Regions from separate parts of the Homo sapiens genome. Here region 1 is linked to region 2. The links are chromatin contacts, found by Hi-C or POLR2A ChIA-PET in ENCODE. All regions are on one chromosome and are shown on one strand. The core of a region is the stretch at or near the end of the contact, and the rest is flanking DNA. Distances in the headings are between cores, read along the strand shown. Region 1 holds the start of PFKP (phosphofructokinase, platelet). Region 2 has its middle 25 kb from the start of PITRM1.

Region 1 (5,562 bases), core at 1-2,500, 130 kb before region 2:
TGAGCACTGAAGGAACCCGGGTCCCATAAGCCCGTGCTTCTATGGGGGCTGCCCCCTCTCCCATCGCAGGGTAACTGGCACCAGGCTGTTAAGCTGTGGATGGGCAACCGCACAGTGCATTGGATGTGAGTATTTCAGTACGTGGAGCTGGCCAGTGGAGCCGGCCGAGGTCAGGCAGAGCGTACAGCAGCGCGCGTGTCCGTGGGGAGGGAGGGTCCTCCCGCCTCCCCGCCTCCCCGCCAGGCCAGTCCTGTTGCGCCTCCTCCTGCCCCACTCTGACTTTCCAGCGCCCAGGCCGGGGCGCCGCCAGGGCGTCTCTGAGGGTCGCGCCCCGATACCTTCCTCCACCCCACGGCTTCTTCCCCCCAAGGGCGGGGCTGGGGGCCCAGGAGCACCACAGCCCCCATGGGCCCGGGAAATGGCAGCTTCGTCATGGCCCAGCCCGCCACGCTCACCTTTTCCCACCACCTGGAGGATCCACTCTCCGTCCGTCCTTCCCGACCTCAGGCTGCAGAGGAAACCTGGGGGCGGGGGTCGAGGAAGCCGAGCCCCGAGGCTCCCAGCGCCGCCCCAGGAGGAATCTTGCGGGCCACTAGAAGCTGTGCGCGCGGCCGGGCTCGGCCCCCACAACGGCCCGAGCGGCCGGGCCTGCCGCGAGCCTCCGCGTCCAGGTGGGGTCTCCGCGCCCCCATTCCACCCCTCCCCGCCATCGGCGCTCCCCGCAACTGCGGGGTTTCCACCCGCCCCGGCGCTCGCGCCCACTCACGGTCTCCCTCGCCCCCCCGGGAGATGCTCCCGGCGTTCTATCCCGCCCCGCCCTGGCGCGCCCCGCAAACGATGTGACCCCGGCCCCCTGCGGTCTCCCCTCCTCCGGACGCTGCCCCTGCCCCACCTGTGGCGCTCCCGTCATCTCTAGAGCCCCCAACCAGAGTCCTCCAGCCCACCCGCGAGGCTCGCGCACCTGCGATGCGGCCCCACTAGCAGGGACCCGCCCACCTGTGGCGCTACCCCTGCCTCTGCCGCCTCCCGCACCGCTAGCGCGGCCCCCACCTACGACGACCCCCGCGTAGATGCTCCTGCCCACACCCGCCCCAGCCCCGGCCCCTGCCCCTAGCCGCGCCCGCGCCCCCTCCCCCGCAGCCCCTCCCATACGCTCGGGCCCCGCCCGTCACCGCCCATTGGCGCTGGGGCCGGGCGGGGGCGCGGGCGGGGCGGCGGTTCCGAGTCAGGCGCGCGCGGGCAGGGTCCCCATTGCCTGCTGCGCACCCGGACGTGCGGCTCCCCTCGGCCTCCTCGCCATGGACGCGGACGACTCCCGGGCCCCCAAGGGCTCCTTGCGGAAGTTCCTGGAGCACCTCTCCGGGGCCGGCAAGGCCATCGGCGTGCTGACCAGCGGCGGGGATGCTCAAGGTGCGCGCCCCCCTCCCGGCGGCGAGGGAGGGACGGACGGACGGAGCTGGGGAGAACCGGGCGAAGGCGATGGGGTGACCGGAGAGAAGAGGGGGGAAGCGATGGGGGGGACCCGGGGAAAGGTGGCGAAGCGATGGGGAGAACCGGGGAGAAGAGCGGGGAAGCGATGGGGAGAACCGGGAAGAAGCCCGCGCCCGGAAGCGGCAGGGGTACCTGCGGGGCGGCATGAGCCGGCGAGGCAGCCCCGGGGTCCTTGCCCGGTGGGGCGGGGGAGGAAGGGACATGGCGGTAGGAACCTCCATCCGGAAGATCAGTGAGTTTTCCACCTTCGGTTTTGTTTTAAATGGAACCTGGCAGAGGGAGTCGCCTGAAGCGCCCTCGGGGGTCGTTCTGCCTCTGAGCTGTAGGACGGGGCCGGGCGTCCCCTCCGAAGCGTGGGTACAGCGCGATCACTTCCTAAGTGCCCCCCCGCCCCCCAACTCCGCCGCACGCCACCCCCTAGAATGTCGAGGAAGAAACGGCTGGGTCCCCGCGCGCCTCCTGTCGCCTCGTGCCCTGCGCGGCGTGGGCGGGGTCCTGGCTGCTGCAATGCGGGACGCGGCGGGGGTGCGCGGGGTTCCCGCCTGGCGTCTCCAGGGCGGTCCGGCAGCCCCTCGCGTTTCCGCTGGGAGATTTTTAAAAAGGGTTTCCTGCGCTCGCATGTGCTGTCGCCTTCCGGCTCGTGACAAAAACGAAAACCAAAATGGGTCCCAGGCCCTCCCCGCCAGCCTCCGCAGACGGGAAGGATCAGGAAGCGGGGACTCCGGGATGTCAGCGGCGCCGCGGCGCGGGCTCCGGGCTTCCCTGCCCTGCAATGTGGAAGCTGCTCTCTAGGAGGGGCCCGAGGCTGGGCCCACGGACGCGGGCGCGCCGGGAGGATATTTAACATTGAAGAGCGGAAGGTGGCGGAGACTCGGCGCGCCCCAGGCCCCGGGTGCACGTGGGGGCGCCGGTGCCCGGATGATGGAGTGTCCCGATCCGTGCAATCCCTGGCGGGTAGATCGGCGCTTCCCAGGCGAACGCAACCTGGGAGCCTTAGCGATCGCGCAGGCTGGAGACGCGGCGCGCCCCGAGCTGGGTTTTGATTTTTGTTTTCCCGGTTCCTCCTGCCGCAGATGCGTGGAAAGGCCCGGATGGCGGATTTCCTCCCGTTTCGGGGCCGCGCACTGCACAGGGTTGGAGCGGGGATGCACCCCCTGCCCACTGCGCGGGTGACCTTCCCTTCGCCCTTGAGCGCGCGGGGCGGGCGCGGGTGCCGCAGGTTGAGGCGCTGTGGGCGCCGCCCCGCCCGCCACGAGCGCCTACGTGATGCCCGGCCCGTCGTCTCCACGAGCCCCGGCCCCGACACCCGTGCGCCGCGCGCTCCCCAGGCCCGCAGCGCAGCCTCCCCAGGCCCAGCGCCCCCCGCGGGAGACCCGGGTGGCAGCGCCAGGCCCCGCCCCGCAGCCCGCCCTGCAGCGCCCCCGGGAAGTGCTCTGGCGTTAGCATTCCAGTAAAAGGACCCCAGCATCAACGTTCTTCCTGCAGGGCTGGGTTCTCAGAGAAAGAAAACGTGATGCAGCAGAGGATGGGATTGAAGAAACAGGAGAGTGAAGTGGAAATAGCCTGGCCCGCGTGACTTAAACCGGCCCGGAGATGTGCGGGTACGAATGGAGCCGCCTTGGGGTCGGGATAGGACCCAGAGTGGCTTCTCAGTCAAAGGCCTTCAGAAGCAGAGGGAGCACCTTGAGTGACCTTACCTGGGCCGCGAAAGACAAGAAACCTTTGGCACAGGAAGAGGAACTGATCTCTGGAAGCCACCAGGGCGGGTGGAAAGTCAGGGTTTCAAGGTTATTTTGGAATTTAGGTGCTGTGGGCCTTGTACGGTGGCTCATGCTTGTCATCCCAGTGCTTTGGGAGGCCGAGGCAGGAGGCTCGCTTGAGCCGAGGAGTTCCAGAGCATCCTGGGCAACATAGTGAGACTCTGTGTCTACAAAAAAAAAGAAAGAAAAAAAATTAAGATACTGCATGTATTGGAAAATATTTATGGGTCATTCCTTTGAGCTCCATGTCCAAAAGCTTGCTAAAATGCGCGGGAGTTTGTGTACAGGCATGTGAGATTAGGATACATTGGCAGAATCGCGGTGTTCTCTGTTACCCTGGTTTTGCCACCTGGGAGGAGTTAGACATATTGAAGGTTAGTAAGTCCACGCCTCTTCTTTTCTGGGGAAAATGATACTTTGGAAACCAATATTATGTGGGGAACGCGGCTTGGTTGCTGCAACCTCGGGTTAATAGGAGACAGCTGCCCTCAGCTCTGCAGGTGGCATCAAATATGGTGGCCTCGAGCCCACATGGGTCACACCTGGGCTGTCCCTGGGGAAGCCCGCCATGGCGGGTCGCCTGGGCACTCTTTCCCTGGCAGAGCTGAAGTCACAATTTTTTTGTAGACTCTGTAAAGAGCTTTACCCTTCGGTGATACGATCTTGAACCTGTTGGAGCATTTGGACGCATTTCTTTTAAGGAAGTTCACCTCCAGATGTACTCAGAGGGCCTGGTCTTAGCTGCCACAGATTTACAAACCCTTACAGTAAGTAGGTTATTCCTCGAGAATATCTCAGTGTCCCCATTCTTTTACCATTTTATTCTGATTCTATGTTAGTACTTGATTTTCCCTGACATAGAAGACTATTGCTTGTAGCTAGAGATGAGAGAACATATTCACATTCACGTATTAATTTCAGGGGAATTTTCTGTCAGATGTGAAATTATGGTAAAATTCCGTATATTAAGATGATCATAGCTACCATTTGTTGAAAACATTTTGTATTCTAAGAGCTTTACACTTCTTATCTCCAAGCCTAAATACATGATCCCAAGAGAGGCGTGTCCTCATTTTGGAAGTGGGGAGAAAGACTCAGAAAGAAAAGTAAGTTAGGTAAGGGCATGAGGTGCATACGTGATTGTGATAGGAGCAAAACAGATCTTAATTCCAAATATTGTACTCTCCCGTAGACCACGAAGAGTACTTATGTCTGGCTGTGTCACCCAGGCCAGAGTGTAGTGGTGCCATCATAGCTCACTGCAGCCTCAAACTCCTGGGCTCAAGTGATCCTCCTGCCTCAACCTTCTGAGTAGCTGGGAAGACAGGAATGCACCATCATGACCAGCTAATTATTATTATTATTATTATTATTATTTTTGTAGAGACAGGATCTCACTATGCTGCCGAGACTGGCCTTGAACTCCTGGCCTCCTGTAGTGATCCTCCTGCCTTGGCCTCCCAAAGAGCTGGGACTACAGACATGAGCCATTGTGTCAGGCCTCCACCATCTCCACCATGTTTTTCAGGGACCTTTCTTGGTGAAGCTGCTTTATCTAGTTAATGCTCAAAAGTGAGCAAAACCCGATTTGCCCAAAATTACACAGATATTCTTTGGGTGGCTTTGTTAGGGGAACGGAAAATGCCTTTTTATAGTGATAGGAGTCCAGGTGGCAAGAACGATATTATGTGATGGGCTGCTTTTTCTTCTCTCAGTAGAGTGTATATTATTTAATTATAAGATACAATTGAAAATCTCTTTCTCTTTTCTATATTCCCGACTCCCCGGGCCTTGAATGAAGAAAGTATTTCTCAGGCTGTTTTTGTTTGTTTGTTTGTTTGTTTTTTCTACTTGCTTGGATATCTTCTGTCTCAGGCTGTTTTTTTTTTTTTTTTTTTTTTCTTTCTCTTCTTCTGCCTCTTTATGTATCTTCTGTTGTCCCAAGACATGTCTGGAAACTTAAATTGATTTTCACTCAATCTGAAATAAGCTCCATAACTCTGAATGGCGGACTTACCATGACTAAGTCCCCACTGCCACAGAACACTGTGCCACACACCAAGAGTGACTCATTGTCTTAGTCACAGGTTGTGGCTTCTGAAGGTCCTGGTGCCTGGTGGAGCTGAGTGTACTGGGAAGTCCAGGTGCATCCTTAGGGTAGGCTGCATGTGAAAGCTGCGTCCTTTTTGCCTGTGGTGAGGTGAATATCAATACAGTATTTATAGAAAGTCCACATAAATTGAGTAAGTACAAACCTTTCCAATCCTAGTGAGAATAACTAGCATTAATGACTCTTTGTTATGTGGCAGGG
Region 2 (4,983 bases), core at 642-3,141:
CAAGCGTTATCAAGATTCATGAGTACATACAGGTAAAGCACCCAGCACAGAGTATCATATAAATGCTTGTTGCTATGAATATCATCCTATTCCCTGGTGGTGTTTGGGGAACCTCTTTTCCCTTCTCTCCCGGGTAGATTCGCCTGCAGTGAGTGGGAGTTCTGTGGCTCCTGGGGTCATCGGCTGAGTCCCTCTCCGGCTTCTCCTTCCTGACTGTGAATTGCTGTGTGGCCACGCTTGGGTGTGTCTCTCTCCATTCTCTGTTGCTCGTGGCAGCTGTCGCTTTGGAGTCATGATTCCAGTTGGAACTGAGAAGCAAATACTGCCCACCTGGCCATGGACACTGGCTGCCCGTTCAGAAGCTGTCCAGCCACCAGCAGCTGCCCTCTGAACGACTGCCTTCTAGAATGTCTAGTTTGCCAAACATCAATTTGTTAAAATTACAGGTTTATTGTTTCTTTGAAACCAACTTACCCCACATCAGGCCACAAACTGAATATGTAATTCCAGGGTACTGAGCCTGGCTGGTGTTGACGCTGCTTCACTTTCTTGTTTTCTTTTTTCTTTTCTTTTTCTTTTTCTTTTTTTTTTTTTTGAGATGGAGTCTCACTCTGTCACCCAGGCTGGAGTGCAGTGGCACGATCTCAGCTCACTGCAGCCTCTGCCTCCCAGGGTTCAAGCAATTCTCATGCCTCAGCCTCCCAAGTAGCTGGGACTACAGGCGCCCGCCACCACATTCGGCCAAGTTTTGTATTTTTAGCAGAGATGGGGTTTCACCATGTTGGCCAGGGTGGTCTTGAACTCCTGACCTCAGGTGATCCGCCCATCTCGGTCTCCCAAAGTGCTGGGATTACTGGTGTGAACCACTGCGCCCGGCCAACATTTCACTTTCTAAAGCCACATTTTTAAGGTACGCAGCCCACGCTTCATGCCGGGCCTGGGAGGGGGTTCCTGGTTGTAAACCTGTCTCTGACCTCCCAGCTGGCTCAGAGATGTCCCCAACCCAGAGTCCAGAGGACAGCCCACTTTGGGGAGGAAGCTCGCTTGGGGTCCTGGGTGTAAAGCCAGCCAAAGCAACACCACATTTCTGGCCTTGGCTGGAAAAGGGCAGCTGAGAGCATCACCCCTGTCTGCCGGCCACGGTCTTCTCTCTCCTCTCAGAAACGGGTCTTGGATCTCTTCAGATCGTGTGTCCATCAGGCTAGACTGGGAACCAGTTTTCAGTTGTAGCCTTTCTAAAGAGGCGTCACTATTGTTTCTGTTTCTATTTCAGCTTTCTATCACGTTCCCTCAGTCCAGGGAGACCTGGGCATGGAATTCCCATCTCAGCTCGGCCTCTGCCGTGGTCTGCAACTTGCTGGCGGTCTCCCAAGAGTCATCCCAGCAAACGTGGGGGCTCTTTTGTCCTGTTATGTGAATGGCCACCACGGGGAACATTCCCGCCCACTGGGGCCTGTGGGGGCTGTGTTCACCCCGGGGTGGGGAGGGGGGTCTGGCCCTGCAGGTGGGTCCTCAGGCCCCAGGCAGGGGTGTCCTTGGATGAGCTGTCCTGCTGGGGGGCCATGCAGAGCTGCCGAGGAGAAGGAACAGGCAATGAGGCCGAGGCCAGGGGCGTCCCCTCGCTTCCTTCCAAGGCTTCCTTCCGGGACCTCTCATCTTGGAGGCTGCTTTTTCTTTTGGTTCATTTCATCTGGATTTTACCAAGGAGAAAAATGCACTGGGGGAAGCAAGGAGTTACAGGCCGAGGGCTGAGTGGTTTGCTTTAGTCCTGCACACCCCAGACACCCCGGCCGCTTTCCCAGCAGTCCAGGAATTAATTCCAGGAATGCTCTGCGTCCCAGCCTCCTGCAGCGGGACTCTCTGTCCGCTGCTTCCAGCCGAAGGCCACCGGAGGGCAGCAGAGGCCTGGCTGAACCGGGCCGGGCGCTGCCGAGACTCTGGGAACGTCTCCCACTCAGTCTCCCTCGTTCTACAGCTGGTAGCAGGCAGGTGCTGCTGGTTCCTTCCATCAGGAGGGAGTGACCGCTGACCATTGCGTTACCACATGGAGCAGCGAAAGGAGACGTCCCCATCAGGTCTTCCAGCAACGGCAGCTCAGAATTTTCACTGGGATCTCTCAAAAATGCATTCATTTAAGGGATAGCTGTCTGTTTGTGGATTTCTTAGGGTTGAGTCATTACACGAGGCTTATCAGGGACAGGGATCAGTGCTTCGGTGTCACTGGTGAAAAGAAGCTCATAAAACAACTTTCGGGATTAGCTCATTCGCCAGTGATTGCGACTGTGGCAAACCACACTGCCCCCAGCACGGCGGGTGTCAATTATGTGACACAGACTCTAAAACGAGGTGATGTTAAAGAGGCTTCATAAAATTGTCTTGTATACAACTCCCAGAATATTACTTAGGAATATAGTTCCACTGAGTGCAAATGCAGTCAATATTTATTTGAAAATGTGAAAATCTAGCCAATTGGATATATGCAGGTGATTGAGATAATTCAAACTTTAATGTCTTTTTGAATATTGCATTCTCTTGTTTATTCTTTGGCATTTAAACCAGTCTGAAGCTCAGCTGATTCTCATGATTTAGGATTGGAATGCCCAGTGTTTCAGGTGAATCGTGTTTAGGGCTAATTTGGGCTCTGAGAAGGGCCCATTCGTTACTTAAGAAGTGCTTGGTTGTCTTAGCCAGCTCGGGCCGTGACAAAATACCGAAGACTGAGTGACTTCAGCAGCAAACAGGGATTCCTCACAGTTCTGGAGACTGAAGTCTAAGGTCAAGGCACCGGCAGATTCACTTGCTGATGAGGGCCTTTTCCTGGTTGAGAGAGGGCACCTTCTCACTGTATCCTCACATGGGGGTGGGGGAGAGAGAGAGAGGAGAGACAGAGAGAGGAGAGGGAGAGAGAGAGAGCTCTGCCCCCTTCCTCTTCTTTTTACAGCGCTGGTCCCATCGTGGGGCCCCAAGTCATAGCTTCATCCAACCCTCATTGTCTCCCCAAGTTCCTGCCTCTAAATACTGCCATATGAGGGGCTTGGGCTTTGACATGAATTTTTGGGGTGAACACAAGCATTCAATGCATGCCCAAGGGGACACTGGTGGTCATGTGATGGCCGAATTGTGTCTCCCAGGAAATCCTACATGGAAGCCCCAACCCCTGGGACCTCAGATTATGACTGTATTTGGAGATAGGGTCTTTAAAGAGGTAATTAATGTAAAATGAGGCCATCAGGGTAGTCTCTAAACCACAGGGTTGATGTCCTGATAAGAGGAGGAGATTCGGATGCAGGTGCACACAGAGGGACGACCCTGTGAGGACACAGGGAGAAGACGCCGTCTGCAAGCCATGGAGAGGACTCAGGATGAACTGGCCCTGCCCACACCATCATCTCAGACTTGCAGCCTCTAGGACTGTGAGAAATACCTTGCTGGGAGTTAAACCCCCAGTCTGTGGTGCTTTGTGGCGACAGCCCTCGTGCACAGAGACACCAGGCTGGGGAAGCGTGGCTCAGCCTTGAAGAAGCAGCAGAGAGATCACACAGATGGAGACAGATGTGGGGAAGGGATCCAGCCACTGGCCTCAGCTTTTCTGCACCCCCTTAGCTCCTGCTGACCTGGAGGTCTCTCCCAGCCTGGGTTTAGTTTTAGTAGAAATCGGGGCAGCTTTCTCACACATTCAGGCAGAACAAACACAGAACAGACGGTCACGTGCACGGATGTCATGGGGCAAACTGAAGCACAAACACACACGGGCCTCACCTGCCCAGCGCAGCCCCAGGGTCCCCAGTCTGGTTAGGGTCCCTGGCTGGTTAGGGTCCCTAGCTGCTTAGGGTCTCCTCCACTGTCAGGGCAGGTGAGGCCCATTTGTGTGTCTGGGCCGGGACCAGAGTGAGAATTCAGGTTGTGGTGTCAGCAGGCGAACAGGGAGGTGAGGAGGGCAGCTTGCAGGGACCAGCAGGTAAGGCAGAAGAGGAACTTCAGACACAGAGAAGTAAATGAGGAAGCAAATCGCAGCACACAGAGGCATCTGCGGGGCTCGTTTCTGGAAGGCTGAGGATGGAGGAGTATGTGTGTGGTCTCAACCATGCGTCAGGAAACCCACTGAGTCAAAGCTGCTCGCCCTGGCTCAGGTGCTGCTGGCTGCTCCTGGCTGCCTTACAGCCTTCTAAGAGCCCGCTGGAAACTCTCCAGACCTGGCGGCAAGCAGGTCCCTAGGTGTCAGGACTCATGGCTGCAGGCTTATTCCCTAGGCTCAAGGCCACCATCCTGCGAATGAGGCAAACGATTGGAGCCCTGTCCCATCTGATCATAACTGATGCTTGCAAGTCTTATAAAACAAGTAAAAACTGAGCACTTACTGTGTGCCGGGTGGTCTGTTTGGGGTTGAAAGCATCCACATGAACAAGACATCCTTCATCAGCCAGAAGGGTGGATTCTTTTGGAGGGAAGGGGTGCCAGGTAGCTGGTTGTGCAGGGGATCCTTGTAGATGGCCAAGACATAAAGCCCACCTTTCCAGGAAGCCAGACGCATTGCTCCTGGCGTAGTGCTCGGCCCAGCTGTCGAACTTGCCCTGCTCATTACTGAGGACTCTGACTATATTGGTCTGCTCTCACGCTGCTAATAAAGACATACTGGAGACTGGGTAATTTATAAAGGAAAGAGCTTTAATGGACTCGCAATTCCACAGGGCTGGGGCGGCCTCAAAATCATGGTGGAAGAGCAAGGGACGTCTTACATGGCAGCAGGCAAGAGAGAGCTTGTGTAGGGGAACTCCCCTTTATAAAACCATCAGATCTCATGAGACTCACTCACGATCAAGAGAACAGCACAGAAAAAAAACCCACCCCCATGATTCAATTACCTCCCACTGGGTTCCTCCCATGACGCATGGGAATCGTGGGAGCTACAGTTCAAGATGAGATTTGGGTGGGGACAGAGCCAAACCCTATCACTGACCTGGGGAGGGCTTTCCTATGAGGCAC

Evidence for each region. A loop is a pair of places that touch in the nucleus more often than their neighbours do. ChIA-PET counts read pairs that join two places held with the same protein, here RNA polymerase II (POLR2A). Pooled maps may share reads with other maps.
Region 1: a loop to region 2 is called in a pooled map, with 2.5 times the contacts of the local background. The contact joins the promoter of PFKP here to the enhancer-like site in region 2. A Hi-C loop is called at or near these places in 5 of 50 pooled maps. POLR2A ChIA-PET finds 5 or more read pairs at or near these places in 4 of 52 experiments (BJ, K562, Panc1 and 1 more).

The regions. Positions count from the first base shown.
Region 1 is chr10:3,066,298-3,071,859 of GRCh38, forward strand. PFKP (phosphofructokinase, platelet) reads left to right here and starts at 1,251. Exons shown (of 22, transcript NM_002627.5): 1 at 1,251-1,410. The coding sequence starts at 1,299. LOC124902536 (wiskott-Aldrich syndrome protein family member 1-like) reads left to right here and starts at 273. Exons shown (of 1, transcript XM_047426132.1): 1 at 273-1,051. The coding sequence starts at 406. The coding sequence ends at 843. PFKP-DT (PFKP divergent transcript) reads right to left here and starts at 636. Exons shown (of 4, transcript NR_160681.1): 1 at 456-636. RefSeq lists silencers at 980-1,079, 1,090-1,489, 1,910-2,089, 2,503-2,683, 2,770-2,969 and an enhancer at 2,290-2,359.
Region 2 is chr10:3,195,646-3,200,628 of GRCh38, forward strand. No RefSeq gene overlaps it. Among named protein-coding and RNA genes, the nearest start is that of PITRM1, 25 kb to the left of the region's middle. Within about 2 kb of position 1,892, at least 7 of the 41 ENCODE cell types and tissues checked have a DNase peak (open chromatin) inside an H3K27ac peak, as active enhancers do.